Linked DNA regions of Homo sapiens: regions 2 and 3 are each linked to region 1. The links are chromatin contacts, found by Hi-C or POLR2A ChIA-PET in ENCODE. All regions are on one chromosome and are shown on one strand. Each heading gives the region's core, a stretch centred on a gene start or an enhancer-like site at or near the end of the contact. The rest is flanking DNA. Distances are from core to core; before and after follow the strand shown.

The links. A loop is a pair of places that touch in the nucleus more often than their neighbours do. ChIA-PET counts read pairs that join two places held with the same protein, here RNA polymerase II (POLR2A). Pooled maps may share reads with other maps.
Region 2: a loop to region 1 is called in a map of naive thymus-derived CD4-positive, alpha-beta T cell, with 3 times the contacts of the local background. The contact joins the enhancer-like site here to the promoter of SIL1 in region 1. A Hi-C loop is called at or near these places in 1 of 168 maps with a recorded cell type or tissue (naive thymus-derived CD4-positive, alpha-beta T cell) and 5 of 50 pooled maps. POLR2A ChIA-PET finds 5 or more read pairs at or near these places in 2 of 52 experiments (AG04449 and RWPE1).
Region 3: a map of CD4-positive, alpha-beta memory T cell shows a loop between it and region 1 (31-fold over the local background). The contact joins the promoter of UBE2D2 here to the promoter of SIL1 in region 1. A Hi-C loop is called at or near these places in 2 of 168 maps with a recorded cell type or tissue (CD4-positive, alpha-beta memory T cell and naive thymus-derived CD4-positive, alpha-beta T cell) and 11 of 50 pooled maps. POLR2A ChIA-PET finds 5 or more read pairs at or near these places in 3 of 52 experiments (AG04449, AG04450 and naive thymus-derived CD8-positive, alpha-beta T cell).

Annotation. Positions count from the first base shown.
Region 1 is chr5:139,196,955-139,199,930 of GRCh38, reverse strand. It overlaps SIL1 (SIL1 nucleotide exchange factor), which reads left to right and starts at 1,563. Exons shown (of 10, transcript NM_022464.5): 1 at 1,563-1,662. RefSeq lists a silencer at 1,358-1,887.
Region 2 is chr5:139,512,294-139,514,993 of GRCh38, reverse strand. LOC124901083 (a long non-coding RNA gene) reads right to left here. Exons shown (of 2, transcript XR_007058961.1): 2 at 2,060-2,700. Among named protein-coding and RNA genes, the nearest start is that of STING1, 31 kb to the right of the region's middle. Within about 2 kb of position 1,298, at least 2 of the 41 ENCODE cell types and tissues checked have a DNase peak (open chromatin) inside an H3K27ac peak, as active enhancers do.
Region 3 is chr5:139,559,779-139,562,696 of GRCh38, reverse strand. It overlaps UBE2D2 (ubiquitin conjugating enzyme E2 D2), which reads right to left and starts at 1,358. Exons shown (of 7, transcript NM_003339.3): 1 at 882-1,358. The coding sequence starts at 905. RefSeq lists enhancers at 193-312, 403-452, 1,613-1,782 and a silencer at 923-1,582.

The sequences.
Region 1 (2,976 bases), core at 314-2,813:
CATACTAGTAACCAAGGTTTGCTCAGTGGCTATGAAGTCAGTTTCCCATCTGCTTGAAGTAAACATAATCAAGAAGGTAAATTGTCTGCTAGAAGCTCATAGAGTACATGGAAAAGGGAAGGGAAGTCCAGAAATAGGTTGTTTGCTATTGGGAAATACTTGCCATTTGGGGAGGTAACTGTCTGGATTACTGTTTTCTCCACTCATGAATGACCAGGAATCACTATGTGGGGGATCTGAGGGCAGGAGGGGGCAGTCATTTTTATTCATCAGGTTAAGCATGTCTAGGCAAGGGGAAGGTCTAAAAGTGGAATAGTGGAAAGAGAACAGGACATTGGAGACACTTAAATCTAGCTTTAACTCCCAGTTCTACCACTTCCTGACTGTATGACTTTGTATAACTCCTTTAGCCTCTTTGAGCGTCAGCTTCTCCATTTATAAAAAGGGGATGACCATTCTGCTCAGAGGACGTTATAAGTAAATAAAATATATATGCAGCACCTGGTACAGAAAGCATGATATTCACTGGTACAGCAGAATTACAACTGCGTTGACACCAGCCTGGGCAACATAGCGAGACCCTGTCTGTAAAAAAAAAAAAAAAAAAAAAATTAGCCTGGCAACGGTGGCACGCGCCTGTGGTCCCAGCTACTGGATGGAGGCTGAGGGGGAGGATCCCTTGAGCCTGGGAGGTCAAGGCTGTGATAAGCCAAGATCCTGCCACTGCACTCCAGCCTGGGGGACACAGATTCTGTCTTAAAAAAAAATCAGAATCGCAAGTGACCTTTATTTTATTTTATTAGATTTTGAGACAGAGTTTCACTCTGTCACCCAGGCTGGAGTGTAGTGGCACGATTTTAGCTCACTGCAACCTCTGCCTGGTGGGTTCAAGCGATTCTCCTGCCTCAGCCTCCCAAGTAGCTGGGATTACAGGCGCTCGCCACCACGCCTGGCTAATTTTTGTATATTTAGTAGAGACGGGGGTTTCACCATGTTGGTCAGGCTGGTCTTGAACTCCTGGCCTCAAGTGATCTGCCTGCCTGGGCCTCCCAAAGTGCTGGGATTACAGGTGTGAGCCACCGCGCCCGGCCACCTGATGCTATTTTTAAAATAACTGGTCCTTGTAAAAAATCTACACAAGTATATAAAGTGAGTGGCTTAAAGGTGTCCTATTTTGCATGAATTTGCGAGAAATTTTATTGCTGGAGACTCTCGGCTTCTGTCCCAAACTGAGTCACAAGAACTTGATTTATTTTTACTCCGCACCCCTCTGATTGCTTTCTGAGGGTCCTTCCGCTAGAAAGAAATTACATTGTTGGAAAATCAGACAGGAAACTTCGCAGTTCCAGCCTGGAAGCAAAAGCAGGCGTGAAGCTATCTCTTCAGCCCTCCCTCCCCCCAAGGGGAGGGGCACGGGGGCAGCTCGTGCAAGAGTCTGCAGAGGGCGGGGCTAGGGGCGGGGCTCCCACCTCGGTGCGGGGCGGGGGGCGCCGCGCGCTGGTCTGGCGGCCCGCGATTGGGCGAGGCCGCGAGCGGCGTGACAGCTGCCAGCTCACCGGCTCAGACGGTCGCCGCCGCGTTTGCGCAGGGGGAGCTGGTCGCCGCCGCGGCCGCCTGGAATTGTGGGAGTTGTGTCTGCCACTCGGCTGCCGGAGGCCGAAGGTAGGGGCGGTGAGGGCCGCCCGGCCCTGGAGCTGGGCGGGGGGCTCAGGGCGCTTCCTGGGCCTCCTCCTGCCGGCGGCCTCGGCGCCTTCCCAGCAGTGTTCTGGGGACCCACACATCCTCACTAGTGTCTCCAAAGCGGGACGTCCAAGTGGGCCCGGGGCTCCCTGCCGAAGGCCTACCTTTCTTATCTTTCCCACTCAGAATGTCTCCATTCACCTCTTTATTGGCAGGAGATGGGGCCGTGGAAATTTGAGATTGGCTTTGGCTCCGCACCTGTTTTTAGTGCCCTTGCCTGTTTCATTCTCCCAGCCTAAGTTTCCGTATCTGTCCGAAGAAGGGGTGGTTTGGTGTTGATCTCCGAGACCCGTGTGTCTCTTCCCATGTGGAATTATTGTCACTCTCTTATTGCTTGTTTTTCTTTGTCCTGGAAAATTTGCCTTTAGAGGTTACAGACTGGTTAGTGTTATCTCTCGGATCGTCTAGGGGCTTTGTGCATAAGCCTTGGGCTCCATTCCCTGGGATTTCCGATAAGATGGTGCGTGGGCAGCTGTACCCCAGGGGGTTCTCATTCAGGTGGTCCCGGAATCCTGGCTTTGAAAATCCCTGCTTCAGAAGTCAGGAGAGAATGACTTGACATATGAGCCCCTGGAATGGGGCTCTGAGTGGGAAAAGCCAGGAATCAGGAAATGCTAACACGTGTGAGGCTGGGGCTTTCTTTGCACCGGAGGAATTAGAATGCCATTTGATGTCTTTTAAAAATATTTGACTACCTATATATGTAAGATCAGTTTTCTAATATTCTTAAATGCCTGGCTTCGTTTAAAGTTCAGTTGGCTTTCCCACCTCAATAAACCTAAATAAAAACATGATCTGAGAGATGGGGCGGGGGTTAAGTTAACCCAAACTAAGTAGACAGGAGGAGAATGAAACTTACATATTTGCTAAGAGAAGAAAGTGATGTGTTTATAAACAGTTTTTTTTTTTTTTTTTTTTTTTTGAGGCGGAGTTTCGCTCTTGTTTCTCAGGCTGGAGTGCAATGGTGCCATCTCGACTCACAGCAACCTCCGCCTCCCAGGTTCAAGCGATTCTCCTGCCTCACCTTCCCGATTAGCAGGGATTACAGGCATGCGCCATCGTGCCCGGCTAATTTTCTATTTTTAATAGAGACAGGGTTTCTCCATGTTGATCAGGCTGGTCTCGAACTCCTGACCTCAGGTGATCTGTCTACCTCGGCCTCCCAAAGTGCTGGGATTACAGGCATGAGCCACCTCGCCTGGCATATAAACAGGTTTTTTTTTGACATTGTGAAAG
Region 2 (2,700 bases), core at 49-2,548, 320 kb before region 1:
AAGTGATCCGCCTGCCTCGGCCTCCCAAAGTGCTGGGATTACAGGTGTGAGCCACCGCGCCTGGCATTTTTTTTTTTTTTTTTGAGATGGAGTCTCACACTGTTGCCCAGGCTGGAGTACAGTGGCGTGATCTCAGCTCACTGCAACCTCTGCCTCCTGGGTTCAAGCTATTCTCCTGCCTCAGCTTCCTGAGTAGCTGGGATTACAGGCATGTGCCATCATGCCCAGCTGATCTTTCCGTATTTTGGTAGAGATGGGGTTTCACCACTTTGGCCAGGCTGGTTTTGAACTCCTGACCTCAGGTGATTCATCTGCCTCATCCTCCCAAAGTGCTGAGATTACAGGTTTGAACCACAGCGCCTGACTGCAGCTGTAGTTCTTACTGGATGCTGACCATGTGTCAAATACTGTTCTATACACTTGACACATAGTCTCTTTCACACTTCAAACAATCCCTCTGCAGATTAGGAAACTGAGGCCCAGAGAGGTTAAGCCAGCCCATACACTTGAAGGGATGGGTGTAAAGCAGAGTGATTGAGAGGAGGGAGCCTGGGTGAGTTGGGAGGGATGCACACTTGGTGCAGCCCACAGATCCTCGGCTTTTTGGCTGGAAGGAAAGGTGCATGCCGGGCGGAGTCAGTGGTGATGTTAACGCTCCCTGCCTGCCAGGCTAGGGTGCTTGTGCTTGCTCCTCCAGGCTCCACACCAACTGTTTTCTTCTGTGTTTCTATCTTAGGTGACCAGTGCTACGGCTTAATGAATTGGAGCTGGGAGTCCTGGCTCTGGAACCTTAGGCAGGCTCCTGCCCTCTCTTGGCCTCAGTGTCCTCTCTCTGAAAGGAGTGTTGCTCAGGCACTTCCAACCCAGCCCACGGGTCTCTCTATTCATAGCTTCAGAGCATGATTAAGCTCAGATGCAGAAGCAGCTTTAATTAACATCAGCCTTTTCCCAAAATAGCCCCTCCCCTGCCTCACAGGTGCCCTAGAACACAGGACAGGCACAGACAAGGGAGGTAAGAGAGAGCAGAGGCCCTTCTGTCTGCACAACCCTGAGCAGATGAATTTCTGGCCTTCTCATGCAGTCTTGGTTCATTGCCCTGGTGGGTCTCCAGGCTAAAGAGAGAGTATCTATTCCTCCTTTTCCTCTTTCTAGTCTGTATTCATTCATTCATCCCTCAAAGGGGAGAGCCTTCTCTTTGCCAGGCCTGGGATACAGCCATGAACCAGATAGACAGCTGTCTCTCTCCTTGTCCAACTGGCCACCAGGTGTCACCAGTGCCAGTCACATGGCCTCTTGCAGGCCTGAGAAGTGATGGGCTGGGATGGGGAAGTATGGATGAGTGAACCTGGCCAGCTCTGCTCAGCCAGCCTAAATTCCAGTTGGGCACGGTGGCTCACACCTGTAATCCCAGCACTCTGGGAGGCCAAGGCAGGCAGATCACTTGAGTCCAGGAGTTTGAGACCAGCCTGGCCAACATGCTGAAACCCCGTCTCTATTAAAAATAGAAAAATTAGCCTGGCACGGTGGCACGTGCCTGTAGTCCCAGCTACTCGGGAGCCTGAGGCACAATAATTGCTTGAACCTGGTAGGTGGAGGTTGCAGTGAGCTGAGATCGGGCCACTGCACTCCAGTCTGGGCGACAGAGTGAGACTCTGTCTCAAAAAAACTGAAAAAAGCAAAAACAAACGAAAAAACCAAATTCCTCAAGTGGAAAAAAAATCTATCTCCTCAATCCTCCCTCGCCATAAAGATACATTCATGGCTTCCTCAACAGCCCAGCTGGCGTGGGACCTTGGGAATTCACAACCTCTGTCCAGTCTGGAATTCTTTCTGCAGACTGTTCCTCATAGAGAGCCCACTAGCCTTCTTGTAAACCCCTTTGGTGACCACAGCTCACTACTTCACAATGCAATCTATGTTATTAGAAGGTTCTTCCTGATTTAAAACAAAAATTTGACATTCACTTTGACTTGTCCTACTTCTGCCATCTGTGTTCATAAAGAGGAAGGCTCTTCTGCCAAACCTGGCCCTGCAGGCAGTTTAAGGGATTGTTCCGGTATCCTGAGTTTGTTCATTTATTTGTTTGTTCACTTATTTGTTTGTTCACTCATTCATGACTCTATACAGAGCATTTGCTGTGTGCCAGGCCTTGGGGCCATAGCAGAGAATAAATAAGGTTGAAGCCTGTCCTCCTGTGGTTTATAGTCTGTCCAAGAAGCCAACAACCAAACCAACAGTAATAATAACACATGGACATGGCCAAATAGGAAAGATGTGGGTGGACCTGGAACAGGAGGCAAGGCCCTCACCCACATGGGGACTGGGAAGACTTCCTGGGGCCATTTCCCTGTGGTTAGGCAGAAGGTGAGCAACTTCCATGAAGTTCAAAGTTTCAAGAAAAACGGAGGGTTTTGCTGATGCTCTGAGCTTAGTCTGCTCACTGGAAAATGCAGCATCATGGGAAGGGATGGCGTGTTTGGAGGATGGAAGAGGGATGGAAAGAGCCATCTAAGCAGTGAGAGAGAGTACGGAGTGTCTGGAGGCAGACAAGGCCCAGTCTTGCGGGAGCACACAAGGGAGGAAGAAGCTATTGTGTCCGGAATTGGTTCCTTCTGGTGGGTTCTTGGTCTCACTGACTTCAAGAATGAAGCTGCAGACCCTTGCAGTGAGTGTTACAGTTCTTAAAGATGGTGTGTCTGG
Region 3 (2,918 bases), core at 109-2,608, 360 kb before region 1:
AATCCTTTTTAATACAAAATCTAGTAAAACCCCTTCCCAGTTAAGAGTCTCGGTAAACATATCACCTAATAGCGTCAAGTCCATTTTGCGAAGAGGCTGTGAAAGGAACTTTTGTATAATTTCTCTGGTGGTTTTCAATGTTCAGGTTTCTACCTCTACCTTTGCCAATGTACAGCTTTTCTATTAGATCCAATCCTGCAAAACGGAAGTGTTAGTTTCTAACTACATACAGCAACCTCAAGGAATAAAATGATTCTCCCTCTACTTCCCTCCTCCCTCATTAAGTCACCTTTTTTTTTTCTTCTGAACTTCCAACTCTTAACAGTTTCTGGACAAGCAGGGTGGACCGATGTGTGCTGCCACCCAAGAGGTAAGTGAACTCAGGATATACTTGTGGATCGGGCAAAACGGCTTCCTCTGTCAGCCCGAGCTCAGGCGGTTTTGTGGAGGGAGCTAGGGCAGGTGTGGGAGGAGGGAACAGAAATGGGGCGAGAAGCCCTTTCGACCTCTGTCGAAGGGGCCGCCCAACGCCCCAGCGCCCCCCTCGGCCCCAACCCCGCCATCCTGGCCCGACAATGGCCCTCAAGTGCAGCGGCAGTCCCAGACTGGAGAGAAGCCCTAAGAGTCCACACCATGCGGGCCTGGAAGGGCAGCCGGGGAGGAACGCTGAGGCCGCGAGAGCACCTCCGGCCTAAGCGCGGGCTGCGCGCCGGGGCCTCCACGGGCGCCATCACTGGGAGTGGGGTATGGAGGCCGCCCCGAGGGGCCAGCACCGGCAGCAAGATCCAAGGAGGCCGCGAGCCCGACGGAGACTACGGCGGGAAGTGCAGGCCGCAGCCTGCTCAGCTGGCCAGCAGCGCAGCCGACCTCCGGCCGCTTACCTTGTGGATTCTCTTCAGAGCCATGGTGGGAGGCGGGTGGCGGCGGCCCCCGGGGCGGGGACGGGGGCGGGGAAGGGACGGGGAAGGGGCTAGGGAGCCTGAGGCCGCCTCGGCGATCTCGGTCGGCAGGAGAAGATGGAGAGTTGAGGAAAGCGGGTCCGGCGGGACGGGCTGAGGGCCGGGGCCCACTCAGCTCCTGGGCCTGCCGCAGCGGTCACCGCATCACCCGGCGGCGGCCCCTTTATTCGCCGCCGCCCTAGCCGCCACCGCCGCCGCCGCCGTAGCTGCCTCTTCCTCCCAGGATCAGCGCCGCCTCCTAAACCGCCGCAGATCCCTCCGCCAGAAAGCAAAAGCCCAAGCCTCGGGCTCGGCCGGCCTCTCTTGGTCGGACAGCCGGAGGGATTGCCTGTCTTCCTCCCTGCTGCAGGTGGACCGAGGGACGCGCGGGCGGGCGGGCTGCGCCGCCGGGGTGGGGCCGTCGGAGCACGGGGTGGGCCCGACCGAGGGGCAGGTCGGGAGGCGCGGGGATTGGCGGGCCAGGGGAGGGAGGGCCGAGCCGCGCCGGCGGCGGAGGGATACGGGCCGCCCCTGTGAGTAAGCTACGCACCGCCGTCGCCGCCACGGCCCCGGAGGGCGTGACGCTGCGAAGCCCTGGGCGGAGATCTCGCGAGATCTAGAGCGCGAGTTCTGCAGGCTCCAGCGCCGCGACCGTTGACTTCATTGCTGATGGAAACCCACGCGCGTGTCACAAAAGATCAATAAATATTAAAAGGCGAATGTTGTCCAGATCTCACGACCGTCCCCGTACTAGTCCCGGGAGGAGGCACTTAGGCCCACTGCAGCGCTCCTGAAGGAGGAAGGGACTTGGCCAAGGTCACAGAGCTCTTCTGAAGTCCTGGGACTTAGCACATCTCTTTCCAGAGGCCGCGTGGCTACAGCTCGGGCACCTGCCACGAGGGAGATGTCTCATAGCCGCTCGGGTTGCAGTGAGATTGGCCTTCCGGACCAAGGCCCCAGATGGAGAGGATTTGAATGTTGTGTTCTCAGCCACTGGCATGTATGTGTGCCTTCGAGGTGTCCAGACTCTGCTCAGCTTAGTGAATTGCAAATTGTTACAAGCAAGCACTGTACCAGCTGCGTCAGAAAAAAAATCACAGTGTGTGCCCCAAATAGTTAAAACCAACGGCTGGGCGCGGTGACTCACCCCTGTAATCTCAGCACTTTGGGAGGCTGAGGCTGGCGCATCACCTGAGGTCAAGAGTTCGAGACCAGCCTGGCCAACATGGTGAAACCCCATCTCTACTAAAAATACAAAAATTAGGCCGGGCACGGTCACTCACGCCTGTAATCCCAGCACTTTGGGAGGCCAAGGCAGGCGGATCACGAGGTCAGGAATTCGAGACCAGCCTGGCCAACACAGTGAAACCCCTTCTGTACTAAATATACAAAAATTACCCGGGCATGGTGGCAGGCGCCTGTAGTCCCAGCTACTCGGGAGGCTGAGGCAGGAGAATCGCTTGAATCCGGGAGGCGGAGGTTGCCGTGAGCCGAGATCACGCCAGTTCACTCCAGCCTAGGCAACAGCAAGAATGCGTCTCAAAAAAAAAAAAAAAAAATAGCCGAGAGTGGTGGCAGGTTCCTGTAAACCCAGCTACTGGGGAGGCTGAGGCAGGAGAATCGCTGGAACCCAGGAGGCAGAGGTTGCAGTGAGCCGAGAGCACGCCATTGCACTCCAGCCTGGGCGACGAGCAAAACTCCATCTCCAAAAAAAAAAAAAAAACCAACCTCGTGCTCCAGATACCCATCAGGAGGGTCCGCTGAAAATCAAACCTAGAATATTTGGAATTGTTTTTTAGGAGATGGAGACAAAAAGCTAAATCACTGAGCACCTACCCTGTGCCCAGCCCTACACCATGACTGGTGTGAGATACGGAGCCAAGCCAGGGCTAGAGGCCTTACACAGGAGAATAGTAAAGAATATTTTGCTGGGAGGTAATGCCCACATTCTGAAATCTACCCCTGGCGTTTTCTGATTCT